7 separate regions of the Mus musculus genome follow, and all the other regions are linked to region 4. Evidence: chromatin loops called from intact Hi-C (ENCODE). Cell type or tissue: left cerebral cortex. All regions are shown on one strand.

What was found. A loop is a pair of places that touch in the nucleus more often than their neighbours do. Peaks named below come from ENCODE experiments on the same cell type or tissue, not always from the same donor. Only the 100,000 strongest peaks of a DNase experiment are listed, where the experiment ranks them.
Region 1: it touches region 4 in a loop (9-fold over the local background); 31 of 42 quality-filtered maps call a loop at or near these places.
Region 2: it touches region 4 in a loop (4-fold over the local background); 4 of 42 quality-filtered maps call a loop at or near these places.
Region 3: a loop joins it to region 4, with 4 times the contacts of the local background. A loop is called at or near these places in 21 of 42 quality-filtered maps.
Region 5: it touches region 4 in a loop (6-fold over the local background); 38 of 42 quality-filtered maps call a loop at or near these places.
Region 6: a loop joins it to region 4, with 2.3 times the contacts of the local background. A loop is called at or near these places in 18 of 42 quality-filtered maps.
Region 7: it touches region 4 in a loop (5-fold over the local background); 14 of 42 quality-filtered maps call a loop at or near these places.

The regions. Positions count from the first base shown.
Region 1 is chr15:85,264,919-85,268,918 of GRCm38, forward strand. It overlaps Fbln1 (fibulin 1), which reads left to right. Exons shown (of 17, transcript NM_010180.2): 16 at 332-463. Among named protein-coding and RNA genes, the nearest start is that of Gm34337, 46 kb to the right of the region's middle. In left cerebral cortex, a CTCF peak has its summit at 2,011 (motif pointing right); a DNase peak (open chromatin) is centred at 2,007.
Region 2 is chr15:85,400,569-85,404,568 of GRCm38, forward strand. The region is part of intron 9 of Atxn10 (ataxin 10); the gene reads left to right. Among named protein-coding and RNA genes, the nearest start is that of Gm23517, 51 kb to the left of the region's middle. In left cerebral cortex, no CTCF peak of the experiment used is centred here; DNase peaks (open chromatin) are centred at 1,516 and 2,834; H3K27ac peaks cover 1,264 bases.
Region 3 is chr15:85,462,388-85,466,387 of GRCm38, forward strand. It overlaps Atxn10 (ataxin 10), which reads left to right. Exons shown (of 12, transcript NM_016843.4): 11 at 1-80; 12 at 534-1,450. The coding sequence ends at 536. Among named protein-coding and RNA genes, the nearest start is that of 7530416G11Rik, 39 kb to the right of the region's middle. In left cerebral cortex, a CTCF peak has its summit at 2,154; a DNase peak (open chromatin) is centred at 2,619; H3K27ac peaks cover 555 bases.
Region 4 is chr15:85,581,389-85,585,388 of GRCm38, forward strand. Wnt7b (wingless-type MMTV integration site family, member 7B) reads right to left here and starts at 433. Exons shown (of 4, transcript NM_009528.3): 1 at 1-433. The coding sequence starts at 62. AU022754 (expressed sequence AU022754) reads left to right here. Exons shown (of 5, transcript NR_040433.1): 1 at 1-29; 2 at 862-3,099. In left cerebral cortex, CTCF peaks have their summits at 1,856 (motif pointing left) and 2,341 (motif pointing left); DNase peaks (open chromatin) are centred at 1,059, 1,152, 1,835 and 2,311; H3K4me3 peaks cover 871 bases.
Region 5 is chr15:85,314,043-85,318,042 of GRCm38, forward strand. No RefSeq gene overlaps it. Among named protein-coding and RNA genes, the nearest start is that of Gm34337, 3.1 kb to the left of the region's middle. In left cerebral cortex, a CTCF peak has its summit at 1,801 (motif pointing right); a DNase peak (open chromatin) is centred at 1,796.
Region 6 is chr15:85,492,381-85,496,380 of GRCm38, forward strand. 7530416G11Rik (RIKEN cDNA 7530416G11 gene) reads right to left here. Exons shown (of 5, transcript NM_001256072.1): 3 at 2,230-2,385; 4 at 1,667-1,937; 5 at 356-987. The coding sequence starts at 2,352. The coding sequence ends at 902. Among named protein-coding and RNA genes, the nearest start is that of 7530416G11Rik, 8.8 kb to the right of the region's middle. In left cerebral cortex, no CTCF peak of the experiment used is centred here; DNase peaks (open chromatin) are centred at 1,924 and 2,114; H3K27ac peaks cover 1,595 bases.
Region 7 is chr15:85,386,653-85,390,652 of GRCm38, forward strand. Atxn10 (ataxin 10) reads left to right here. Exons shown (of 12, transcript NM_016843.4): 7 at 339-504. Among named protein-coding and RNA genes, the nearest start is that of Gm23517, 37 kb to the left of the region's middle. In left cerebral cortex, a CTCF peak has its summit at 2,239 (motif pointing right); a DNase peak (open chromatin) is centred at 2,174.

The sequences.
Region 1 (4,000 bases), 320 kb before region 4:
ACATCCACCACAGCCCAGCTGAGTCCACGCTGCCAGCTGGCCCCATGACCTCAGGGCAGATAAGAATTGTCAAACTGCCTCAGTTTCCCCACTGATGAAACAGATTGGCTATGATGTGAGGGCTAGGACTCTACCCTTCCACACAGGGGAGGGGGTTGGTGATTTCAGCCATGTTGCCTTAGGAGTGAATCCTCGTTGTGTTTGGGTCGAGGAAGGGGGGGCAAGTCTCTGGGGAGGAGGGGGGTGGAGTGGAGTGGAGTGGAGTGGAGTGGAGTGGAGTGGAGGGCTGCGCCAGTGCTACAGTGTTCTCATGCCATCATCCTTGCTGCAGAGATCATCTTTCTGAGGGCTGTCACACCGCTGTACCCCGCCAACCAGGCCGACATCATCTTCGACATCACAGAAGGGAACCTTCGAGACTCCTTTGATATCATCAAGCGCTATGAGGACGGCATGACTGTGGGTGAGTGACCCTTGAGATGCCCAGGGCATTGACCAAGGTCATCTGCACCCTCCTCACTCCCATCAGAGGCCAGTTCTACCTGGCTGCCAGGTCCTAGCCAGCAGCTCCTACTCAATCAAGTCTGGGGAGCCTAGTGTGAAAGACTCCCCCGGGGATCCACCCCGGCCGTACCACTGACTCTCCTGTAAACTCTGTCAGCCTCAGTCTTCCCACTTACCAAGTAGGTGGGCAAAATAGATCCTGCCTCTCATAGCTGGATTTAGAAGGCCGTGCCCCAGCCAGGCTGTAAGCCTTGCTCAGTGGGAGCTGGTCTGTCTGCTGTTCCCATGGCGCCGTGAGAAGATAAGCAAACTGGACTTCAGAAGACCCCATATCTAGTCCCAGCCATGCAACTAACTACCTTGGCTTAGTGTGCAATCTCCAGCCACTTGTCACCCCTCCCCAGGTGTCAGTGGGTAAGAACCCCCCAGGACAGTCGGTGTCCCAGAAGCACAAAGGAGGCAGGGACAGAGCAACCTTCTGTGTTGGTTTCATGTGGGCTTGGTGAAGAGGAAGTGGAGAGGATTCGCCAGACACCGGGACAGGGGCTGGTAAACACCCACAGGGGAGATGGGAGGGAAGCCTGGAAGCCACACGGTCTCTGTAGAGAGGACTGTGGTCCCTGTTGCTGTCTGTGGGCCTTCAGTAGGACCTGCTCGCCCTGAACGCTCTCAGAGGCCATTTCCATATCTGCTGTTCTCAGCTAAATTGCTCCTGGAGTGGACTAAGCTGGGAAGCTGGGCAGAGTTGAGTCTTGGTATGATGTCACCAATGCCCGGTGGGTCATGACTGCACCCAGCGGGTCATTCCACTTTGTGACCTTTGTCACAGTAGCTCATCAGAACGGTCTTTTTTTTTTTAAGGTTTATTTATTTATTTATTATATGTAAGTACACTGTAGCTGTCTTCAGACACTCCAGAAGAAGGAGTCAGATCACGTTACAGATGGTTGTGAGCCACCATGTGGTTGCTGGGATTTGAACTCAGGACCTTCGGAAGAGCAGTTGGTGTTCTTAACCACTGAGCCGTCTCACCGGCCCCCAGATGGTCTTTAAGTAACTTATTATTATTGTTAGTAGTAGTACTGATTTATTTATTTTATTTATATGATAAATAAATCACTGTAGCTATCTTCAGACACACTAGAAGAGGGCATCAGATCCCGTTACAGATCGTTGTGAGCCTCCAAGTGGTTTCTGGAAATTGAACTCAGGACCTCTGAGAGCAGTGAGTCCTCTTAACTGCTGAGCCATCTCTCCAGTGCTTTAAGTAACTTTTATTCATGGTGATGGAAAACGGTCTTATCTGCCACTTCTGACTTAGATTTACACTCTGAACATTTTGAAGCATTTGAGAAACTGGGTGATAATCCCCCCCCCCCCCCCCCACACACACACACACAGACACACACACACATACATCAGTTTTTCCTTTTATTCTAGTCTCAGGCCTGTGAGATCTGGATTGGAGCCGAACCATGAGTTTGGCCTCCAGGTGGCGCTGTTGGATCTCCAAAACCTCCATCCAGGCTGTTTCTTCAACCCCGACAGTTGCTAAACTGGCAGCTAGAGAAAGGGAATCGTTATTCTCCTGTTGCCAAAGAGCCATTTATAGCAACTTTACAAGCTCTTAAATGGGTTTGCATGTTGTAAACATGGCTGAGTCATTTGGGGGCTCACCACCCCCGGCCTCCTCCTCCGCTGTTTGGCAGCAAGGATAATTAGTTAATTACAATTAATGGTTCAGCAGCCCTCTCTGAGATTCCAAGGAGAGGGCATGCAGCCCGGCCGCCAGCCGTCCTAAGTCTCACCTTCAGCTATGGATGAGGGGAGGTGTTGTGTCTATGTCGGGGGTCGGGTGGGGGTGTGGTAACGGTTTGTCCTGCTTCAAGTGTGGATGAGAGATGAGTACCCTGTCATTGGCCAGCAGAAGCCCCCTAGAGCTTGCCCTGTGAGTGACCTATTGCTATCATGTGACACAGCCTGGGCCGCTGTGATTATAACCGTAGAACCTTCCAGTTTGCTTGCTCTCTGTTACTTCTGAACACTTGAGTTACTGGCCCTGGCTGACCTGTGTTTATAGAGATAGATACTGCCCCCCACTCCCATGCTCACCTTTCCCCAGAAGAGAGCACTGGGCCATCAATATACTGAGATGTGAGCCTGCAGGGTTGCATCGAGCCTCCGTAGCCCACCCCAGCTCTCTCAGGAACGGGCCCTCCCTCTTTCCACATCTCTTCTCAGCTAAATCGTTCCTGGAGTGGTCTAAAGCTGGGAAACTGGGCAGAGATGAGTCCCAGTGAGCGGGTCATGGCTGCACCCCAGACAGAACAGTCTTGGGTGCGTCTGCTTTTTGGCTTCCTGTCTGCTACATCAGAAAGTCCTGCTTGTGATAGAGCCAGAAGGCCTCATCTTTCCCAGCCACTTCCACAGAAGAAGAAACAAAGGCCACTTGTGTGTCAGTCTTAGTCTTTTCTTAGTGATTCCGGGGCCCAGCTGGCCATGAGATGGCTCCAGGGGTGACGAGTGACCACAGGTAACCTGCAGGCAGTGGGCGGCTCGGGAATGGAATGCAGCCGAGGCCGTGGGGAATGAGCGTCCCCCTCGCCGCGCCTGGTCATGGGTGCCCTGATCTTTGGAATTCTAGGCTTGGGCGGCATGGGGGTGGAACCCCAGCCCTTCGGAAATTCCTGGGGCTCATCTCTCTGCCGACTGAGTGGCCCAGCCTTTTTCCACTCCTCAGCAAGTTCGCAGGGCGTTCCATCTGGTGCACACATCACCTGCCGGGTGGAGAGGGAGACCAGGTGGGGCCGGTTGCCCTGAGTGGGGACGAAGGCTGTGTTTGTGATTGGGTTCTGCTTTCCGACTTCTTGTCTTAGGCTCCCAGTTCTCTGCTTGGAACATTTACCCTGAGATTGCCTATAGCCAAATTCCTTCTCCCTTTTCTGCCCAGAAACATCTCTGTGTACCTGGAAATGTCCCTCCCAGAAGTAAACCGCCCCCGCCCCCCCCCCCAACATGGCTCCAGTCCTGACCACTGTGGGGATAGAGTTTTCTGAGTTTTGGCCCAACATAAAGCAACTCTGGAGCTTAGCAGTCATGGCTTCTTGCCACCACTGCACACTCTCGCCCCCGTGTTCTTGTTCAGTCCTTGCAAATGTGACTCCTGGGAACAGGTCAGGAAGCTCCCCTTGGGCAAAGGAGGGAATAGAGTCCAATGACCTTGTAAGACTATGCAACCACAAACCATGGGGCTGGGTATCTTCCGACACTTCAGGCTACACTTTATGCAATACCCCCAAGGCTTGGCCATCAGCAAAAGCATGGTTCAGGACTAAGTGGGCCTGCCACCTGCTGTTCCCATCCAAGCTCAAGAGGTTCCTGTGTCTCTGGCAATGGACATGGGCCTGTATATGGTCATGCCGGGGCACCTGCCTGCTCACTGGGCTGGATGAATACCTGCCTGTCGAAGCCACAACCCTTGTGGACACTCCCTACA
Region 2 (4,000 bases), 180 kb before region 4:
GTGACTGTCCTGTGACTGTGCCTAGTCTCTCAGCGCTACAAAGTAAGCTGTGTTCTGTTGCTGCTATTTTTCAGTCCTTACAACAGGCAGTGGCTTGCAGTAGTGCAGACATAACTAAAATTCTGTGAACACAAAGTGGCTCCTTGGTCAACCACCCACTGACTGTAGTGCCATCAGTTCTGTTCTCAGCTTCCTTGCTTCAAATGGAGACTGCTGTACTTGCTGTGGGGTCCAAAGGACTGAATGTGACAGGATCTGATACACTACTTAGACTCTTCATGGACCTGAGCCTTCCTCTCAGGTTATCGATCTAGTTAATTTATCATCTCCCAACTATATGGCTTAAAAAGTTTTATTACATTTATTTTTGTGCAGGAGTGGGTGGTATGTGTGTCTATGTATGCATGTTATGGCGTGAGTATGGAAGTCAGACCACTTGTAGGAGTTGGTTCTCTTTCTACTATGTGGGTTCTGGGTTTTGAACTTAGGTTTGGTGGCAAGTTCTTTTACCCACTGAGCCATGTTGCTGACTCTCAGATATATATATTTAAATGGAAATTGTAGATAACATGCCATAGGAATTTACTAAGTAAAGGAATCTTGATGCCTTTTCTTTCTAGGTGGGGCTTGTTTGGGGAAAGTACTGAAAGCATGTAAGAAAATTTCCCTTGGGATGAGAGTACTTTTTTTTCTTGTCAGGTCTACCACGAATGCTTTTATAGTTGAATTTTTCTCTTGGCATTATCCACTGAAGAGGAGAAGTATTTTCTATATCTATTCTAAAATGTGTTCCAGGACAGTCTTAACGTATAGAAGGACACCCCCCCCCACACACACACACACTTACTCATTTATTTAATGTGTGCCCACATACACATTAAGTGGACATTTAAACTGTGGACAAACTGACAAAAGAGGACAGCTTTTGTCAGTCAGGTCTGTCCTTTACCCGTGTGGATTCTACAAATGGAGTTCGTCCGTCATGTACAAGCAGGCGCCCTTACTTCTTGAGCCACCAGCCCTGGAGGAACTTTTCAGTCTCAGGTCTGTGTCCTCCTGCCTGCGTTGTATGCTCTCAGAGTTACAGCGTATTGATTTGATGATTGAGTGTATAGACAAGATCTGGCTCGCTTAGAATTCCACTTCTTTGTAATATAATCCAAGTTCAAGAAATATGTCAAAATTCATAAATCAAGCTGTCACCATTAGTTTCTTGAACTTACAGTTCCTGCTACAGAAAGTGAAATTAAAATTCCTATCTTGAGGATACATTCAGAGATTTCGTTTGTTGCAGCTGTACCTTTTTTTTTTTTTTTTTAAGGCAAAGAGGAAGGCTGCCGTGGTAGCTCCATGGTAGACCATCTACCTCGCCTGTGTAGGGCCCTACATTCAATCCCTGGTACTGCCAAAAAAGCTAAAGCACTGCCGATGTTTTATTGTTGGACTTCAGGACTCCTCCTTTTCTGTTTTGTAATAGGCGTAGTCAGCTTGTTCTTGTGTGGGAGGGGCATGGCATGCTTTAAAAGGGAGACTTACAGGAACTGCAGGAGCCATCTGTTGCTGTTACTGCTGCATGCCAGGGGTCCATGGTTTGTGCTTCCTCGTGCTACCCTACTGCCAGTTGAGTCAAACTGCTGAACTCCAGGTTCAGTGAGAAACTGTCCCAGAAGACAAGGTGGAGAGTGATGGAGGAGGACACCTGATGCTAACGTCCGGCCTTCGAGTGCACATGTAGCAGGCTTGGTTTTTAGCTTGTTTAGTTTTTTTCTTACAGCACCTGAAAGTTAAGAGGAAAACACACACACACACACACACACACACACACACACACACACACACACACAGAGGCATGGATCTAGAGGTCCTGTTTGTCCCTGATAGGAGGAAAATGGCCACCATGGTGACTATAGCCAGTCTTCCTTCCTTTGTTCCCTTTGCATGATCTGTGCACATGTCCTTACCTTGTTCAGCCAGTATCTAGGGTTTATCAGAATTTCAATTCGGCTTTTATAGAAAAAAATTAAAACATTAGCATATGATCTGGGGAATTTTACTAACAAAAATAATTAAAAACTCATATCGAAGTGATCAGGGGCATTCTTGAGTGCATATCAATTTGTCAGTGTGAAAGAGAGGCAGAGGCAAGGACACAAAAATGGAAAGATTATTCAATCCTGTAGTGTGTTGGGTTTCTTTTTTTCTACTGCAGAGGAATAAGATTTGTATTTACCTTCTGCTGGTTTGGGCATGTTAGCTTTTGGTGAATGAGTGCATGTTTCACATTTCTATTGCATGTCAGAATCTAATGAAAACCCAAGTAATTTTGACACTGTAAAGTTTCTATCTCTGTAGCTGTCATTAGTTTGGGAAAATGGGAAAGTTTTTATTTCAAGTGTTAAACTAGCCCCTTCCATTTCTGAGGGAGCAAAAAAGATGGAACTGCCTAGCATACATCTACAGCATTGTCAGCCTTTGGCATGGCTAATTGTTTGCTTTTCCTGGCAGCAAAGGATCAGAGTTATATTATTAAATACCAGAAAAAAAATCAGTTTTGAAGTAATTATCTGGCATCTCTTTCTTTCAAAGCTTATCTTATTTTGGTAGAATTTAATTTCATACTGTTATATTTTAGTAGGAGAATGGCATCGAGTCTCCCATGCTGTGATGTTTAACTCAAGTCTGTGTTACTGCTGGGTAGCAGTTGGAAAGAGGCCATTTCTACTCAGTTCTCCAGATAGGAGCTACCACACTGTTCTGTAACCATGGCAGGGACCTGAACTCTAGTTTAAGTATGTATTTGCCATCTGCTCTGCACCAGCTGGTGTTCTAGACAGTGAGAATGTAGAAATGGATTTGGCATAGTGCCCTCTTGAGGAATTCATGTGCACAGGGAGACAGATGTAAGAACTTGCCATTTAAGTGAGTTCTTGAGGCTAGCCTGAGATTGAGTGACTGCGGTGTGTACCAGAGAGATGGGAAGGCTCCACTGAGCTCAAGATGAGCCGGGTGCCTATGTGAAAAGCTGAGGGAAGCAGGGGATGGGCATCATGCTGTGGGCTGGCCTCGCTCACAAGGGGAGTGCCGGTGCCTGTGAGCCTGGCTTGTGGCTCAGCACTGGGTTTTGCCAGCTGGCCTCTTTCTGCATTTAGCTGGAATGTGAGGACAGTTATAGCCTTTGGAGACTATCAGAGATTTCATTTCTGAGCCTTCTTGTGCTGTTTTAAAAATGGACTTTCATTGTGCTACCTGCTTACATTTGCTTTTAGTTATTTAAGACAATTGCATTTGGTGTTCCCCTAGGCCCTTGTTTACCGTTTTTCTCAATTTGTATATCTCTGTCTTTGTCTTTTCCACTGCCCTTCTCTCCGCTTCCCCATCTCTTCAGTGGACTTTCTCCTAGTGACTTAGGGGTTTTTAATTTGTTCCTGTTCTGTGGGATTGTCCTCTTTAAACATGGAGGGCCCATGGCTCCTGTCTTGTAAGCTTGTCCTCAAACTGTGCTTTGCTTTTGTCTCCACCTCCTGACATCACAGAAGGTTTATCCACCTCTTGCCAATTTAACATTAGAAAAGATTCTGAGACTGGTGAGATTGCTCAGCAGGTAAGAGCACTGACTGCTCTTCCAAAGGTCCTGAGTTCAAATCCCAGCAACCACATGGTGGCTCACAACCATCTGTAATGAGATCTGACACCCTCTTCTGGTGTGCCTGAAGACAGCTACAGTGTACTTCTAATAATAATATAAATATATAAATATAGATGTATAATAATAAATAAATAAATCTTTGGGCCAGAGCAAGCAGGGACTGAGCAAGCAGGGGGTCAACCAGAGCAAGTAGGGTTGATCAGAACAAGCAGAGGTCCTAAAATTCAATTCCTAACAACCATATGGAGGCTCACAACCATCTGTACAGCTACAGTATACTCACATACATAAAATAAAATAAATAAATATGAAAGGAAGGGAGGGAGGGAGGGAGGAAGGAAGGAAGGAAGGAAG
Region 3 (4,000 bases), 120 kb before region 4:
TACTGAAGAAAATGGGCTTTGAAATTGAAAAGAGTGGGGATAAACTGATTCTGAAGTCTAATAATGACATCCCCCCGCCTGTAAGTACCCTCTGTAAGCTGTCCTCAGTCCCTCCCAGAAAGCTGCCCCTGCATCTCTGTGACTTGGAAGTGAGAGGTCTCAGTAGGGAACATGGAAGACTAGAGAAGCTGCCTTCTGACACGGTTACTGACAGAGCTGAATAGCACTGCAGATAACTTTTTGGGCAGACTTTATGATGCCATTTGCTTAAAACTACAACTCATGCAGAGCATGACATACAAAAGATGCTGAAGTGTATTCATGGCAGAAACAAGTTCCTGACCAGAACGAGACTTTCCTGTAAGGAGCAGAGGTCACTGCAAGAGTTTGTGTGCTGATGCATGCGTCCTTTAAGGATCTTCCCAGTCCCCCAGTACCATGATACCTGCAGAGCTCTGATTTCTCCTTTGTCTGATGGTTCTTGTAAATAGATGTGCTGTACCTATGATGCTGTTTCTGTTTTTTTTCCATAGTGAATGCCATCTTCATATGAACACATTCAGATTCCATCTCACGGACCTCTCATCTCTGCAGTGTATGAAATCACAAGTATTGGACATGTAGGGTACAGATGAGGGAGCCTCCTAATCCTTTAGAGTAAATGAGTGTAAGCTACAAGTGGACGTTTTCTTTATTTCTTTGCAGTAAGTGTTACTGTCTGCCTCACCTTTGTCCCTCTGGGTAGAACTCGCTTTCCCGTCATATACATTGTGCTTACTGTTGTAGTAATAAACGTCTCTGTGGGCACAGCCCTCACTCGGCAAAGACTGGGACCCTTGATTGGATTCTGCACGCCCTTTCAGATGGCAAGTGTGCTTCATCCCTTTGATTCTCTGCTTCTCATTGGATTTCTGAACTCTGGCGGGCACTTGAAGTAAGTTTCTCACTGTGATTAATTCTACCAATCTCTTTTCTCCCCTTCTGCCTTTCCAAAACATTGACATGACTCATTTCCAGTTAATTAATTTGAGAACCCACCCTCTTCATTCCATGCACTGCGTTGTCACAGAGCCCTGTCTTAGAAAGGCCGTGAGAATGGGTGAGAGACCATGTGGCCACTTAACTGTTTGCATCCCAGGTGGACTTAGAGTTAAGAATTCCTTAAAAGTGATGCTGACATCTTGCCCATATCCATGCTGCCTGACACAGAAAGGAATATTGTACTTTTTTTGATGTGCAGTGCCTCTAGTGTGCTGTGCCTCATGTGAACGGGGCGTCCATAGCCTCTTCTGCTTAAAAGTGTGGCTGTCACAGAGACAAGCTAATCTGGAGGAGCGAGGATATATTGGTATCGAGCTTTAGTTCTATTTTTGTAGCAGGTAAAACTGGATTATAGAAGGCACTGGACTCTGTAGCTACCTGAATCACTAATAAAATCACCTTGATCTGATGGGCCATGTTGTAGAGGGCTTACCATTATTTTCCTGAACAAGCTTGTTCAGAACTAAACTATCCAGAGACATCACACTCATGTTTATACTCCCGAAGTGAAGCCAGTAAAGAACCATCCAAAAGCTTCATGAAAATACTATCCCAAAGTCGAGTTCTTGTAAGTTTCTTTATGTCCAATTACCTTGTGTTCCAAGAATGGCTTGAGCTATTGATGAAGTAACAGTTTCCCCATATGTAGCTCACTGTCTGTTATGAAACATCAGATTGGAAGCCTAGAGCAGTTAGGATGCATTTGAGATGTTCAGCCATTGCAAAATGTAAAATTCACAAAGAAGCCATTCCCTTCTGGGGCACCAAGAGTTAAAATCCTTTCTCTATAGCGGTCTGGCCAAAGGGAAAGCAGCGGGGGGCCCTTTCTCCTTTTAACAAGTTTACAACGGACATTCTTCTTTCCTCTCAATGGGTGTGTACACACCAGTGGAGTCACACAAACATGTCGGTATGCACCATATAATAACAAACACAAATCAATAAAAGGAGCCTTGTGAGAATGCAGAATCGGGTATGGCTGTGTGCTCTAAATAGGAAGTGTGGGGCTTGCCAGAGTGAAAACATGCTGATGACTGCATTGTGGCTCCTTTTGATTCCCTGGAGATGAAGGGCTGAACACAACAGCTTCCCTGTGCTCCACCAGAGGGCTTGGGGCTTCCCAGAACCTTGTTTTACACCCTATAGAGGATTAATTTGCCACCTCAATCAGCCCTTTGTGGGGGTGGGAAGCAGGGTAGCCCCACAAAATTTGTAAAGCTAAAAAGAATAGTTTTGTGACCATATTTTTTTCAAGAGCAAACTGACAAAGCTTCTGGTCTACTTCATTTTCACAGATAGAAAAGAAAGGATTCTCGACTTGGTAGTAAGGCCAAGTATTTGCAGAGCGCTCTCCTATCATAGGAGAGACTTTAAAACGTGTTTTCACAATTTTAGGGCTGTCCCGTTAGAAGTTGTCCATGTGTCTCATGGTTGCTTGGGGATTATTGAAAAGCAAAATGTCAAGGTGCCTAACTGGCTCAGTGTCTCAGAATCTGACCACGGCACTCACTTCAGGAAGCACTAGATCACACTCTTGCAGAAGGAGACACAGAGAGATGATTAGGGTATAAAAGGAAGACTGCTCGTTAGCACGCTGAAGCTCAGATGTCTGCCTGTGTATCTTAAATCTGTCCTCCTCTGAAGTGACTCATAACACCACCTGCCATTTAAATTGTATGTAGTAGTTTTTCTTTTATTTTTCAGTCTTTTAATTTCTATCCAAGAACAGAAAAACTTAAAAGATGTCAGCCAGTAATTTCTGCATGAGGAAAACCTGTTTAGAAATGATCCCATCATCGTAGGTTTTGCACATAGCAGGCTTTTCTCTGTAGAGCATCGAGTCAGTCAGGTGTCTAAAGGCAGAGAGAGAGGCTGAGGAATGGTCCCAGAATCCCAGAGAGTATAGAGTCCATTGAGGGAGCCAAAAGGCCGCTCGGTGCTGTCCAAGGTTCTGATCCCTCAGCCCCTGTCAGCCTCTCTTCTTGCTTTCAAAGTTCTGGGGTCGTTTTCCTCTGGCACAATGCTTGTTCTCCCCTCTACACACGTTTACATACTTATTTGTAGATCAACTGCTACATCCTGTTTAACTATACAAGTTTGATTTGTTGTCTACAGTATATATGAATTTTTAAGCCAAGCCTTTTCTGTCCATGTGTGGCTATACTGTTAACTCCTTCATCACTGTCACACTCTTCTCATAGCCATAGAAAATCCATGAGTATGACTAGATTTGGGTTTTTTTTTAAGTATTTGCTAATTTTTTTTTTTTTGAGACAGGGTCTCAACATGTACCCTGGCTGGCCCAGAACTCACTATGTAGTCTAGACTGGTCTTGAACTCACAGATCCACCTTCAAGTGCTGGGATTGAAGGCATGTGCCACCATATCCAAGCCAACTGTTGTCTTCTTTCTCTGTTTTAAGACCTTGACTTGCGTCCTTTGTTTACTGGTGTGTGTGTGTGGTGCTTGCTCTCCATCACTAGAGCCAGAGCTTGGGTCCCCTGTTAGCTAGGAGCTAGGGTCCTGCTCTGTCACCAGCAGACACTGAAACAGATTGCACGAGTAGTCTGTGATTCTCAACTCTGCAGACCTGGATCATAGCGCGGCCCACCTCTCCAGAGCCTTTGAGGACGGAAACAGGTAATCATAGAAAGAGCTTGCTTATAGGAATAAGAGCTTGAGTCAGCGTACTCGCTAAAATGGTCCAAGGTCACACAGCAGTAGATGTTAACAACTAATCGGTATAATTAACTGGATAAGAATGAGTGAGAAAAACATGTGGCTGTTTTTCCTGGGAGCATGGAAATTAACTGTGGCAGAATAGGCTGCTGTGTTGCCCAAGACACAACACAAAGGAAACCATGAAGATTTTAGATTTCACAATCACAATGTCCGATTCACAGCTGCACTTGTTATTAGCTGAGTAGCCTTGAGTAAAGCACTTAGCCCCCTGAGCCTT
Region 4 (4,000 bases):
ACGTAGAGGACGCCAAAGCAGAGAAACACGTAAAAGATCCACTTTCGAAAGTTTCTGTGCATGATCCAGGGAGGGGGGCTGCGCCATAGACAGCTGCGGCCGGAGGGGACGCGCGGGTGGGCAGGGGCCGGGCAGGAGCCAGGGAGCTGCGGTAGGACCACGCTCAGCCGGCGCTTCGGCTCGGGAGGCGGGCGACGCGTGGGCACCCGGCACGCGTTGCCACCATGGTGAGCCCAGGGCGCCGCAGCCGCCGCGTGCGCCCGGGGGAGTGACCCGGGCGGGGAACCGCGACCTCGGAGCCCAGCGGAGTGACCGTGGGACTCTGCGAGCGCAGGCCGGGGCCAGGAGCAGCGGGCGGGCGCTGCCTCCACTGGGCTTAGCCGCCTGGGGCCGTGCGCGCCTCGCGGTGCGCCGGGGCGGCCAATGTGTCCGCACTTGTCCGCCTCCCCAGGTGACTCGCGGCCCCGGCAAGCGAGCCGCGAGCAGGCGAGCGCGCCCCAGGTAGGAGGATCCGCCTCCCGCCCGCCCTCCTCGCTCGCAGCGCGCTCTCTCGCGCGCGCTCCCTGGCTCTCCCCTCCCTTTTCTCCTCCCTCCCCCGTGACACACGAACGCATCTAACCCCTCGCCCCCCCTCCCCAGGCCAGCTCCCTTCCGATCGCCCTCCCAGGACTGCGTGGGAAGAGGGGAGGGAGGGGAGAGGGTGCGGCTCCAAAGAGACACCTGCGCTCCTCAGAGACAGTGAAGGTGGGGGTAGGGGCGGGGGCTAAGAAACTACCCGCTCAGGGCTTGGTGGTCACTTGGTTTCCAGTTTCTAGTTAAAGAGAGAGAGACCACCCACCACCATCTCCTTTCTATGTGCAGACATCTTTCCCCTAGACGTTACCTACGTGGGTGCTTCCAGGGCCACAACTCCGGATCAGGCATTGTTACCTGCCCAACAAACTCGGGGAAAACTCGTTCCAGTGCCCGGCACTGCAGAGCGCAAGCAGAGCGTGGGACTTGAGACTGGTAGACACACCAGCCTGCCCAGCATTAAAAGTGGCACCATGACAGAGAGACTCAGAAAGGCATCCTTGGAGAGTCCCAGTCTGAGGATTCTGTCTCACTCTGCAGGCCTGTCCGATGCGGGCGGGTGTCAGATCTGATTCTTGTTGAACCGCTAAAGTGGGAAGTCAGACTGGCCTAGGTGCCTGGCACATCCTGTGGTGTGTCTCGCTTGATCCTATCCTGGATAAATGGGTGACAGGGACACTGCCTGTCACAGCTAGGTCTGTCTTAGCACAGCGGACCAGCTAGTAACCAGACACATGGTGGGTGGGTGGGGGGTGTGTGCCAGGTTTTCAAGCGTCTACAGCCCCGGACAGCAGCATCAAATGGCGCCCTTATGACAAGGGGATGAACTCGGAGGGCGCTCGTCTTTAAACTGGCCAACACCCAATTGCCTGGTGTGGAAATGAGGAGGGGTATGAGGGGGCGCTGTCCTCAGCCCGGAACCTCGAGCTCAAAAGCTACCGTCCCTGCCCCTAATCCCCTCTTAATCTCTCCAAATCCTCTGAACTTTTGCCACGACCCGACCCGGGAGAGAGAGAGTCGCTCCTGAACCCCAGGTCCAGAAGCCGGCAGGTGCAGCTGTGCAGATCGTTTTGAGTTGGAGGACTCTTTAGAAAGGAGAATTTGGACATCACAAGCAGGGAAACTAAGGCACAGATGTCAAACGGTAGTTGCAGTCCCACACCACTGTCCCCTGAAACCAAGAACTCTGGATGTCGCACAACTTGGTAGGCAGGGAGCTGAGCTGGGCCAGGTGGCTGGGAGCAAGCAGAACAGCCTGGTAGCTTGGCAGGTGGATGCTGCCATCCCGTGGCGACAGGGAGCAACGCTTGCCACAAGAGCTGGACTTGAAATGGTTAGGGATTCCTCACTTTGCCTTGGAGTCTGGGGGCTATTCCACCGTCCCCACCAACAACCCCTGTCTTGGGGTCTGTTAGTGAGACAAAATATTTATGTGGCTGCATCGGGGCTGGAATAGCAACAGCATCCACGCGTGCCTCCTCCTCCCTGCAAACAAACAAACAAACAAACAAACACCAAACAATCCTGGGGTCTTAAGATTCCTAGCCCATCTCCAGACCTGTCAGATCGGGAGGCCCAAGATAGGGTTGGCCTTGGGATTCTCTAGGAGGGTTATGTCAGAGAAAAGTGGGTAATTCTATTGGTAGATGGGACCCGACCTGCTTCTAGGCCTTAGTTTCCCCAAAACAGAATGCAGGGTTGTCTGAAGTACTGCATAGGGTCTGTAACACAGCGACGTGCTGCCCCCTGCCGACAGCAGGTGGGAAGCAGCACCGCCCAGGCGTCCTAGGAGACCTAGAATCACAGAGGGCCTCCTACCCGTCATTTGACCTTGCAGCTTGAAGAAGATGGGTTAAAGCTTAGCTCCAAGACCCCCCACATCTGTCTGTGGGATACGGTGGGGACTTGCTTCTACCGGGAAGCTTCTCTCCGAAGGGCTAGGTTGGGATTGGTATGAAGAAGACAGAAGGCTCCAGAGCCAGGACAGTTTGAGGACCTGGTTATCTGTGGGTTCAGCCAGGCTCCGCTATCCTTGCCTGTGCTTCCTTGTCGTCGTCGTTGCCGCCACCACCACCACCACCACCATCATCATTCCTATACTCCATGGTGTTTGTAGTGGCTATTCCTGGTTGTCAACTTGACTATATCTGGAATGGACTACAATCCAAAATCTGAAGGCTCACCCATGATCCTAGTCTGGAGGCTGAGAAATACAAGTTTCTGACCATGGAGATCTTGAGGCATAGTGGCTATGAAATCCAGAAGATTAAGACAGGGAGACCTCTGAGTTCAAGGTCATCTGGGATTAAAGGGGTGGTGACACACGCCTTTAATCTGGGCCTCACCTTCTGCTGGAGACCATATAAGGACATTGGAAGAAGGAAGATTCTCTCTCTCTCTCTCTCTCTCTCTCTCTCTCTCTCTCTCTCCTTGGCCTGCTTGCCTTCTGGGACTGAGCAACTGCTCTATCCTTGGACTTCTATTCACAGCTGCTGCTGACCATTGTTGGGAGCTGGACTACAGACTGTAAGCGATCAACAAATTCCCTTACTATATAGAGACTTCCCATAAGTTCTGTGACTCTAAAGAACCCTGACTAATACAGTGATTTTTTTTTCTGAAATATCCACCCCAAAATGAGTGAACAGTCATGGGTGGATGTATATCTGGACGAATGGGTATGCGGGTCGATGGTGCATGGGTGCTGGTAATGAATGCATAGATGAATGGGGAGTGGATTGATGGGTACACAGATGCATGGGCAGGTGGGTAGGAGTGATGGATGCGTACATTCATAGAGTGCATAGATGGATGGTGTCTTATGTGGGTTTTCTGTTGGGATGAACACCATAACCAAAAAAAAACTTGGTAAAGTTGTTTTGTTTGTTTTGTTTTGTTTTTTCCCCAGTCAACCATCAAAAGAGATTAGAGCAAGAAGTCAAGGCAGGAATCCTGAAGGGAAGTCCTGAAGGGAATGCTGCTTATTGGCTTGCTCCTCTTGGTTTGCTTAGCAGGCTTTCTTCTAGCACCCAGGACCACTATCCCAGGAGCATACATGCACTGCCCACAGTGAGCTGGGTTCTCCTACGTCCATCATTGACCAAGTAAAAGCCCCATTATCTTACCCACAGGCCAGTCTGGTGGGGGCATTTTCTCCATTGAGCTTCCCTATTCCAAAATGACTCTTAAGTTGTATCAAGTTAACTAAACAGGCCAGAATGGTTGGTTCCTTCTCTGTTTGACACACAAAGACATCGCTGTTTGGTTAGAACTTTTCCTTTATCATTTGTCCCTAAGATAGGATGGTAATATTAATACCACAATATAAAACCGCTCTAACTTTGTTTTTATTTGAGACAGGGTCTCTCTATGTATCCCTGGCTGGCCTTGAACTCACCTTTGTGAGTTCTACCTGCTTTTGCATTCT
Region 5 (4,000 bases), 270 kb before region 4:
AAAATTTTGAAATTACAACAGGACAAGAGTAACCCATGGGCTGCTTCAGAGTTTTGTGTCTGGAACTGAATTGGGGGTGGGGATATAGCTTGGTGGCAGAGTGTATGGTGCAAGGTTCTGTCTGAGAGAGAAAGAGACAGACAGACAGACAGACAGACACACACAGACAGAAGAGAGAGAGGTGGCAGGAGGGAAGGAAGAGAGGGGGGAATAAGGGAGAGATAGAAAGAGGGAGGGAGGGAGCTGCCTTTCTTACCACTTTCTTTGTAACAAAAGAAAAAAAACAATATTTTTCACTCCTTTAATAATCAATGTGAATGCAGAACGACGGCTATCAGGAATCAGTCCATACCTCTGAAGCAAGCTTCCTTGGGGACCCTTTGGAAACATCACACACAAAAAGCCGGTGGAAAGCAGGCAGAGTGGCCTGACTTCTCTGAGCAGCCCGGGGTTAAAATTGCAAGCTCGTTTTGCCAGAGATAACCAGTGGTGCTCTCAGCCGCCTAAGTGGCAGGAGCCGGTTTGATCTCTGCAGCAGATTGCTCAGCAGAAGTTAAGCAGTTGGGTTTTTTTTCAACAATGTCTCCATATCATGAAACTTCCTAAAAATCTTCAAGGGGGAAACCTGAGCTGGCCCAAAGCCAGCCCGAGTGTCACCAGGACAAAGCATCCCTTCCAAGATATAATTAGGGGCGCTAGGCCTTTCATATTTGACTTGACAAGAGTATTTTTCTCTTTGTTCTGCCTGCTACTCGGGGCTTTAGCAAGCCTTTACCGTTTCTTTGTTAAAAGGGATAGCTGGGGGGGAACGTTATATAATAATCATCGTTTAAAATCAAATCCGCTCAATACAAATGTGTACGTGTAAAGGATGATACTGGTTTTGCGGTGTGATGTGTGTCTCTTAACTGGACCCAAGTTCTTTGCCCAGAAACACCGAGGGAGGATGGATTGACCGTAAGAAGCCCAGGATAGCCAGGTAGCTGCTGAGTCAAAACTGCAGTCAGAGCTGTAGGTAGACAGATATGGTACTGTGGTCCTATAACAGACTAAGGAAGCAGATTTCTAGAAGGGTCCTGGTTCCTGAGACAGCTAGGATTCTCCCTGGTGACCTTGGCACGGCTGGTGTGTGGGCCTTGACATTGAATCACCTGCTTCTTCTCACTAGGGGTCAGCAGCGGCTTCCCTCCACCAGGTGTGACGGCCCAGAAGGTCTTCTTCAGACATTGTCAAGGGTTGTCCAGGGTAAAATTGGCCTGGTTTAGAGATCCCACCCTAAAGAATGAGGAGGCAGGGACACTTAGCCGTGTTTGCCAAGGAATGAGAAAGCCCTTCTTAGGGGCTGCATGAAAAACAGAAGTCGGCGCAAAAACAAACGGGATACCACAGAAGAGAAGCCGACTTTGAGAAGGAGCAGGGAGACATTCCTAGCCCAGACTTTTGTGGTTAGCTCGAACTAGAATCTTTTCTCTGTGAGCACTACCGCCAGCACAATCCGGAGCTGAGAGCTGGGCTTTCGGATGGCTGTGAATCTCTGCTAGGAGTAGAGAAAGGGGTGTGTGTGGTGGTGGTCTGGGGGCTGGCAGAGGGAGAAAATCCACAGAGAATTATGGGGCAGAACTCCCTCTCCCTCTCCCTCTCCCCCTCCCCCTCCTCTCCCCTTCTCCCTCCCCTCCACCTCCCCGCCCCCTCTCTCTCCACTTCTCGATGGACCCTAGAGACTTCCAACCAGTGTCTGGGACTTGACGTGGACCCAGAGACCTACACAAAGCATTTCCCCTGATGGCCACCAGGTGGCACTCTGTGGCCTCCAATGGCTGCTTGTTGTGCTCCGGGCAGTGTGTAGCTTTCTTCAGATTGGTAGTTTATTTTTATTTTTATTTTTATTTTGAGCTGCCTCCAGCACATTTCGGAATTCTCCATTGCAGACAGTCATGCTTCTGTCTGTCTTCCCTGCTTGGTCTCCCCAGCAGGTTTTCCCTTCTTTGGGGGACCCCTTTCCCTGTAACATGTTCACTTTACAATGATGCTACCTCCGAGGTAGAAAACACCTAGCATTCCTTAGAAAGGACCCACTCTGAGCCTCTGAGACAGAAGAGGAGGCCTGGTGCTGCTCTGGGCTCTTGTGGCCTCCTTGTGTCCCTGCCACAGGGAAAAAAAAAGTGTCTCAGCTCCTGATCTCCAGGTGTGGTACCTGCCAACCACCTCTGCCTGCCTGCCTTGGTCTGTCATGCCTTCTAGGTTGACACCCCGAGTCTCTGCAACCTCTGTATTCCCTGAAGACAGCAGAGTGCAAAATGTTTTGGCTAAATGTCATTGAACAGAGCAAAGTAAACAGATGACAGAGATAAGAAAATATTCAAAACTAGAGTGGCTGTGACCATAAAAGAAACAAGGTGTTGTAATGCCCAAGATGATAAAGTCAGACTGGGTGCAGGAGCTGCCTGGAGAGGCTGGGGGGCAGTGTCGATTTACACTGTGGCACAGGCTTTGTCGTGGCACAGGCTTTGTCGGGGCACAGGGGAAAGACACAGGACACTCTGGTGCAGGGCAAGGCGTGCACTGTCGCTTGGAGGCAGAGACAAGAGACGCCAGTGTGGAGCAAAGGCCTCTTGGCTCTAGGGGAGTAGCTGGGGACTCCAATCCCCTCCCCATCCAGTCTGCTTCCGTTCATCCCGGGTCATGTACAAACATCTCTCCCAGAAGTCTCAAGGGGGGACGAGGAGGGGCAACCCATCAATTACTTAACATTGTTTATCTGGGGTGCTGTCTGTGTGGTGTTGGCTATGCGTGTGAAAAGAGAAACAATGAAAAACCAAGTTGGAAAGCACCCGAAGATGGGGATAGTCATTCTGGGCTGGCGTTCATCCTTGGGGGAGTCTAGACAAGGCCACTGAGTCATGTCACTCTCCTAAGGTGGCAGAGGACAGAGATGACCATGTAGTTGGTGGCAGTGGGGTGGGGAAACCTGTGGTAATGACAGTGGCTAACATATGAAACACTAGCCTCATGGCAAACACGTCACAGAACGTGTCTGCCCCTCCCCCTCCCACTGAGGGGGACACTGACCACTGTCCATCTGTACCTCTTAAAGCCAGACAGGGCCTGTCAGGGATGTGCCTGGGACACAGGATTGGGCAGTGCTCCAGGCAAAGATGCCAGTGCTTGAAGGTGGGGCCCTGCTCAGCCACTTGGATGGGCTGAATGGCAGGAGTGAGGCAGCCTCTGAGGGAGAGTTTGCTCCTCGAGCCCAGCTTGGAGGTTCCACGTGGGCAGGATATTTGTTGTAAGAAGCTGGGACAGACAGACAGGGTGGTGCATATCTGTAATCCCAGAGGCAGGGGACCCCAAGTTCCAGACTGCTTGGGCTGCATAATGAGAATCTGTCTTAGGAAGGAGAAGAGGAGGAGGGAGAGGAGGAGAAGAAAGAGGAAGAGGAGGAGAAGGAAGAGGAGGAAGAGGAGGAAGAGGAGGAGGAGGAAGAGGAGGAGGAGGAAGAGGAGGAGGAGGGAGAGGAGGGAGAGGAGGGGAAAGAGGAGAGGAAGAGGAGGGGGAAGATGAGGGGGAAGAGAAGGAGAAGGAGTAGGGAGGGATGGAGAAAAGAGAGATAAGGAAGGATAGGGGAGGAGGGAGAAGGAGACAAAGAGGAAATCACACTGGTTATCGTGGAAATTGTAGGGAAAGAGAAAGAGATGGTGTATATTAACTTTCCCCAAGAGTGAATCTCCTCATCCATGGAGCCTTTTAAGAAGTTTATTTCTGCCGGACGGTGGTGGCGCACACCTTTAATCCCAGCACACCGGAGGCAGAGGCAGGCGGATTTCTGAGTTCGAGGCCAGCCTGGTCTACAAAGTGAGTTTCAGGACAGCCAGGGCTATAGAGAGAAACCCTGTCTTGAAAAACAGAAGAAGAAGAAGAAGAAGAAGAAGAAGAAGAAGAAGAAGAAGAAGAAGAAGAAGAAGAAGAAGAGGAAGAAGAAGAAGAAGAGGAAGAAGAAGAA
Region 6 (4,000 bases), 89 kb before region 4:
TCCTGCCATAATGTTGGTTGTGAAGAGCCAGAGTTGGTGAAGCACAGAAGGGAATAATTCCCCCCTTTGTCTAAATTAACTATTTTACTAATTTTATGTGTTTCATTATGAGAGTTTCATATATAATTTCATGTTCAAAATCAAGATAGCATAATACTTTACTGATATTCATATCCTCCACAGCCTTCTCCTACCCCATCTTGTCCTACCCCCCAAAAGTCCCCCTTCTGTTTTCATGTTACATATGTACACACACACACACACACACACACACACACACACACATACACACACACCCTGCATGTCCTTCTTTTGCTTTTTATTCTGTGATAAAATACTGACCAAAACCAACTTAGGAGAGGAAAGGATTTATTTTCACTCATTCCTGGTAGCTCATCACTGAGTGAAGCCAAAGCAGTAAATCAGGGCAGGACCTGAACACAGGCATTAAAGCAGGAGCCTCAGCAACCTTTCCTACATAGCACACAGCACTAGGACTACCTGTTCAGGGAGCTGTATCATCTATAGTAGGCTAGGGCCTCCCACATTAGCCATTAATCAAAGACAATGCACTGCCAACTTCATGTTCTTTCTCCCTCTTAAAAAACAAAACCAATAATAATAATAAGAGAGAGAGAGAGGGAGAAGGAAGGAAGGAAGGAAGGAAGGAAGGAAGGAAGGAAGGAAGGAAGGAAGGAGGAGAAAATGCGCTATAGACAGGCACATCTGATGGAGGCACCTCCTCAATGGAGGGTCCTTCTCCCCAGGTGACTGTAGTTTGTGTAAAGTTGAAGAAAACTAACCAGCACCCTGCATACCAGGTGGGAAAGTGTAGTGTCCGTCTTTCCGAGGCTGCCTGACTTCACTGATGTGATCTCCTCCTAGTTACCTGTAAATGGCATCATCCCGTTCCTCTTGGAGACTCAGTAAATCTCCATTGTGTGTAGGCCCCGTATTTCCTTCTCCATCCATTTGCTTGCTTGGTTGCTGTTGGGAGACAGGGGTCTCTTACAGTCCAAGCTAGACTTGAACTCCCTCTATAGCTAAGGATGCCTTTGAGCTCCTTGATCCTCTGGCTTCTGCCTCCCCAGTGTTAGGAATGTAGTCTCGTGCCACCATGCCTGGCTTTCTGTATATCTGTTGCTGGGAACCTGATTCCACAGCTTGCCTATTGGAAATAGGTCATTTCTTCTGGCCTTTGACCAAGGTGAGTCCTTTCCCACAGCTGACCCCTGGTTCTCTTCACCAAAGTGGAGTAGAGCTGGCCTCCACTCCACCTGCCAAACTTGGCAGGCTTGGAGCCCACGTCTGCCTTTGTGCAATGTGCTTCTGATCCCTGTCTTTGCTCACTTTTGGTCATAGGAGGCCACTTGTATGTAGTCTTCAGCCATGACTACAAGCCCTTTCTCACCTTTCTCACCAGCTGTGCCTCTTCTTGGTCCCCTCGTAGCCTCAAACACTTGTCTCAAGCTCTCCGAGCTTCAGTGTCTCTATCTGACAAAGACGCTGTCACTGATTCCCAGAGCACACATCTATGTTAGAGCAGACTATATGGGTGGATCACCCACCCTGTGTAGGTCCATTTCCCATCTTGGTAGTTCAGGCTATAAGCTCAGAAAACTTGGTCCAGACTTTTAGGGGAGTCACATTCAAGCTAAACCCTCACCTACTGTCTGCCGTGGAATAGAGACCAGGCTCCAGCATACATGGAATTCAATGTCAATTCCAATTCCTTCTCCAGCCCTCCAGAAGCCTGGGCAAGCCTGAGGCTGCCTGCCTTGGAGTTGGTCCCAGGCTGAGGGAGGGAATGGGTGAGGTAGACAGGATTCAGGGTGCCTCCTTCTGTCCTTCGCACCCCAATAGAATCCCTTTCCAATCAGGAGGCGTTCCCATGGCAACCCTGCTGGGCCTCTCTGCCCGCACAGCTCCTTCTGTGTCTGTAGAAAAAGGAAGAAGCTATTGCTGGCCTTGCCACCGTCGGTCCCACCTCACCTCGCCTGGCTTTCCAAGGTGTGAATGTCTCTTCTCCCCTTAGAATACAAGAACACGTCTGAACAGGGACATCCCCCAAGCCAGCACCAAGACACAGAGACACCCATCCCCCAAAGCTACCCACTCACTCCCTGAGACTGGTCCCCGCCTGCCCCAGCAGGACAGATTGCCTTGGCAAGGCGATTCAGATTATAATTAGCACTCATTAGCACCTCAGCAATCTGCGAGACAAGTCACCTGTCGCCAAGTCCCCTTCTTGGGAGCTGAAATAATTCTTGCCAGTGATTCCCCTGGGTTCAAAACATCAGAGGGAGCCGAGCCTCTGTAGACAGCAATCCAGGCAGTGCCCTTTGTGAGCATCCTCCGCCCTTCCTGCCTGCACTCTGGAAAGTTCTGTTGGTAAGAACAACAGGAGGTGGAGAGGTTAAAGTGGTGCCTTACTCAGAGGCTGCCTGGGGACACACCATGGCCACCACCGCACACCAGCAACCCCAGCGCAAGTCCTATGAGCAAAGGAAAGCGGGGGCTCACTCTCTGCTGGAGGATATCCGCCATCAGGCAAGGCAAGGATGTTCTAAACTGCTCTAAGTACCTGCCTTGGCCGGTTCTGAACAAGGGCCAGGAACCTGTGTGAGGTTCCCATCTGTACTGGCTGATTTTGTGTGTCATCTTGACACAAGCTGGAGTTATCACAGAGAAAGGAGCCTCCCTGGAGGATATGCTTCCATGAGATCCAGCTGTAAGGCATTTTCTCAATTAGTGATCAAGTAGAGGGACCAGCCCATTGTGGGTGGTGCCATCCCTGGGCTGGTAGTCTTGGGTTCTATAAGAAAGCAAACTGAGCAAGCCAGGGGAAGCAAGCCAGTAAGTAATATCTCTTCATGGCCTCTGCATCAGCTCCTGATCTGCTTGAGTTCCTCCAGTCCTGACTTCCTTTGGTGATCAAGAGCAATGTGGAACGTGTAAGCTGAATAAACCCTTTCCTCCCCAACTAGCTTCTTGGCCATGATGTTTGTGCAGGATTAGAAACCCTGACTAAGACACCAGCAGAGGAAAACCATCCTCTGGGAACTCATAGCCTATGAGAGAAGCACTGTGGTCCCTTGCAGACTGGACCCCACTCCAGAACTTCTAGGGAAAGAATTGTGAAGGCCAAGGGCTGGGGAACCTGGCCAGTGGTCCCAAAGCAGGAAGAAACAGCAGGCATAGCCCCCAAACAGACCATCTATCCCTCACTACAGGGAGAGAGGTGCTGTCTCTCAACAACTGACTCCCTCCTCCTTCATGTCATCTTCTGGGTGACAACTGAAGTCACTTCAGAAACAAAGATGCTTGAATCTCCAATGCTGGGGTTGTTAGGCCCAACGAGAACATTTTCCAGATGAGAAACAGTTACATGAATGTCACCCAGTGGTCTCAAACTCCCTTAGCCTGTTATCCTGGCATGTGGCCTCTGCCTAGGATCAAGATCACAGGAGAGCAGTTCTGGGTCTCTTCTGGCACTCTGGGTCCAGAAAACCCTACTGGCTCCATATATAGTGAGACATCTAGAGATATGATAAGACAGTTGCAAAAAGAGACCCTGAAGAGGAGTGGGAGAAGGAGGAGGAGGAGGAAGGAGGTAAGAGGAGGAGGAAGAGGAGGAGGGAGAGGGAAGGAAGAGGGAAGAGGAGGAGGAAGAGGAGGGGGAGGAAGAAGAGGAGGAAGAGGAGGAGGAAGATGGGAGGAGAGGAGAGGGGTATGAGGAGGAGGGGGAGGGAAGAAAGGCCTTGAGCTCTAAGCTTCCATGGGTGGCAGTTGCTGCTGTGAGCAGGAAGAGGGGCTGCCTTGAAAGGAAGGCAGGCCAGCAGTCTTTACATCAGTTACCAGATGCAATCTGGGCTGGTGGTACCTGTTTAGTAGTGACAGCTCAGCTCTTGGGGCTCTGGGAACAGACAAAAAGGCTTGCCTGACTTGAACTTAGCTGCTTATGGTGACCCCCAGTCTTAAGAAAAAGTGGAGGAGGAGG
Region 7 (4,000 bases), 190 kb before region 4:
AATAAGATAATGTGTGTAGTACGTGGATCAGTGTCAAATAGTGAATAAGTTTGATAGCTCACTTCTTAAAACTTAAATTGGCAACCTTTATGAAATGTTGAATTATTTTAATATTAAAAGTGATGGATATGAAAAAGTTCTTGCTGCTATTAAGTCACATAGAAGAAACTTAAATTTTTTTTAAAAACTGGCAATTGACAGCTTTATTAATAAAAGCTTTTTTCTAGCTAGATATTAAAATACGGTTAAAAAAGAATGAGAGTAACTCTGAAACTGTCATTCTCAGCATTGCACAGCAGACTTGTTATGTACTCAGGTGGGACTCCTCTGTTTTTCAGGATCACACTGTTAGACATAGTGATAGCCAAGCTAGTGGGTGAGGAGCAGCTGACAAAGGATGACATCTCTATCTTTGTGCGCCATGCCGAGTTGATTGCAAACTCATTTATGGATCAGTGCAGGAACGTGCTGAAGTTGACCTCAGAGCCTCACACCGAGGATAAGGTAAGGACACAGATCTGGGCCTGGAGGGGAAGAGCAGACAGGTTTTCTAGTTTATTCAAGATGTCTATGAGATTTCTTTCTTAAAAGGTATTAAAGATTTGTCTTTATTTATGTGTGTGTGTTTTGTTGCCTGTGGAGGCCAAAAGAAGGTGTGAGATCCTCCGGAGCGAGAGTTATGGGTGACTGTAGGGCACCTAGGTGAGTGCTAGGGACTGAATGAGGGTCCCCTGGGAGAGCTCTTCATTGACGACCCATCTCTCCAGCCCCTATCAAGGTTTTAAGTGAACTCTCTGAGTGATAGGTGGCTTTGTTAGAGAACGTAGAAACTATAGATTAGGGGGAACCCTGCCCACATTAATAGCTTGTAAAATAACTCTGTTGATACTTTTAAGCATAGATCCACAGGCATGTGTTAAAGGCACATACTTAGATGGGTTTTGTGCCATTTGCCTGTCAGTTCCATAGACATTGAACACACATTCTGAATGAGTTTATGGATGGGTAATCCCTGTAATGAGATGTGGAGATTGTTTCTGCTTCTGCTCATTCATTGCTCGCCTTCAGTGCTGTAGTCACGTTACATAGTCACATCGTTGTTAAGTGCCCACACTCTCCTGCTGCTCTTACAAAGGCCCTGAGCTAGCTTCCCAGTGCCTACCTGGCAGTTGACAACCATCTATAATTCCGCTTTACGGAAATGTAACATCTTGGACTCTGAGGGCATACAGCAGGCAGGCCAAATCTCATGCATATAAAAGAATAAATCTCTTAAAATAAAACATAAAACAAACAAATAACTTCTCAATACAAGTCTGAGCTGTTTTTTAAAAGTTTATTTTTCCTACCTAGGGTAGGGGCTTTCTAACTCCACCCCTCCCGCACACCATTTCACCTCCTCCCCCAGTTAACCCTGGTCACATTCTCCTTTCTTGACCCCTTCTCTCCTAAAGGCTACGGAAACTACTTGGCAGTAATTCTATCCTACCATTTTCCATCCCACTGGAAAACCTCTGCTTGGACTGTTTCTTTGGCCTTTATTTGAGTTAAAGTCAGAATTGTTCTCTCTTTGACACTGCTCAGTAGCAGAATAGAAGCAGCTCTGGGACCAAATGAAAGACAACCCTGGAGCAGCATTTGAGCAGGTGGATAAGCTAGACTAGGACGCCATTTCTGTGAGATTTAGTAGTAGGTTAGACTCGTGGATAATGACAGAGAACAGGTCACGTGTTCGCTGGGACTTAAGTCGGGGGTCAACATAATTTCACAGGGACACAGGCAACTTGTTGAAATGTTAGTCATAGCTGTGTAGTTTGATAGGCTCTGTTTTGTATACTTAAAGGTATGTATTGCATGTAAACCATACCTCAGTGAATCAGATTTTAAATACGTTTTAGTAGTTGATGCTGGAGTGCTGTTGGCAGTGGTTTGGTGCGTGAGCTTGGACTCCAGAGTGGACCCTCCCTCAGCATGGAAAGGTGTGCAGCGAGGCAGAAACGAGATCCTGGTGTGCTCCGGGCAGTGACGTGCGAGCCTGGGAATTTCTTGACTTCTGGCGTAATTGAAGTCATGTTTGTGACACTTTGTCACAGTGGGAGTGCACTGCCTTCTTTGTGGTTGAATTCCATGCCAGTTGGTTATTGTCTTGATTGCCTTCAGGTAGACATGAGTTCTCTTCCTGTAAAAGAAAAGAGGACATCTCAGCACTGATTTACCTTTCTGGGGACAATTGCTTTTGTTCCCAGCAGGGGGAGCAGTGAGGTGTGGTTGAAAAACATTTAAAACTTAATTTTCTAGGAAACATAAAAAAAAAATCCTTCAATATTTGTTAAATCACATCTGACTTTAAATTGTTCACAAGACTTGTGTTTAAAGTAATTTTAGTATTATAGTGGGATACGCCTGCTCTCTCTCTGTACACGTGTGCAGGAGTGTGTGCATGTGCGTGCGTGTGAGTGTGTGTGATGCGTGCAGGGGATATGCACATGTTCATGTGTGTATATGAAGAAGCCAGGGCGGATGTCAGGTGTCTTCCTTTAGTGCTTTCCATCTTACTGTCTGAAGCAGGGTGGCGTATTGAACTGGTAGCTTGCCTTTTGGCTCGGCTGATGGGCTTTGGATCACTCTGGGTCTCCTGTCTCTCCCTCAGTGCTGGGTTCTAGGCACAGGCAGTGTTTTCACATGGCACCAAGGAATCAAACTCAGGCCCTCAAGCTCGCATAAGCTCTCGCCCACTGATCCATTGCTCCAGCCTCGATTTTCCCTTCAAATAGTAGTTCCTGTAAGGGAGGAGGAAGCATGCACATTTGCATTACTATACTCTGAGATAGAAGTGGGGATGAAAAGCTACAATAGGCTTGAAGGAGACCCTTGTCCAGTATACCATGTTCTCAGTCCTAGGCTGGAGCTGGGTGATGCTGACTGCCGAGAGTCTGTTGTTCGTTCATATCTAGGTATCTATGGCCTGACTTTCGGTTGGTTGTCAGGGTTATCGTGGAAGTTAGTGAGTGCACATCAGGGCTCTCTCTCTGCCGTGCCTCTGCCAGCCACTGGCCAGCACGGGTGCCACCAGTGATTTCTTAGGAAGGCAAGACAGTTAATGCAATTAATAACATTTTCAGAAGACTGACTGAAAATAGCTGTGTTTGTCGAGGGTTTTTTTTCTGTGTAGGTTGAAACCCTGAGGCTTTCTTCATATGCTCTTTGCAGAAGTAGCTGAGTGTTGAGCGTCCATGCTGGCCTTTGCTGTACTTTATATGCCCATTTCCAGGTTTGACACAAACGTAGTCTGTTTTGGCATAGGCTAAGGTTGAGTTTACTGACTCTTAGTTACTCATCCTGAGCCTCGCCTTTCCTTTGAAAGTTTCTATTTCCTGATTCCTGTGCAAATCAGAATTGTTGTTAGGTGGCGGGGTTTGTAGTCATTTGGTTCTTGCAGCCACATATTAAGCAACTTTCTGCAGTAGCAATTAGTATGAGCCCATGGAATGAGTAAGAATGGTATCTCTGATTGCACGGACTGATAAGGATCATGGTTTTGCCCTTTTACTTTTGCTCATATTTCACTTTTCTGTAAACAGTTCTTTAGCTGATGTCAGTGAAACAAAGTTAAGAAGTTTCTGGTTTGCCCAGCTCCCTCCTCTGTTCTGCAGAGCCATTTGTGTATCAGTTTGTTTTGTACAAAGGCTTTCCTTGTGTGTTCGACCCTTACGTTGCTTCGTTTCCTTTTCACAGTGGTGAGTGCACTGTTGTCTAGCGTGGCTTTTCCACACATGTGGCTGTTTCTCCTTCCATTTGAATACAGGTAGATTTACTGGGTGTGTTTTTCTTTTTAGCCTTTCCAAATTTTGTAATCATTTCCTTACTAATTTATTTATTTGGTCCTGTAAGGTGTGGCATGTGTATGTGCCTGCAGGAGTATGGAGGTCATAGGACAACTCAGGAGGAGCAGTTCTCTCCTTCCAGCCTGTTGAGATCAGGAACCAAGCTTTGGTTGTGT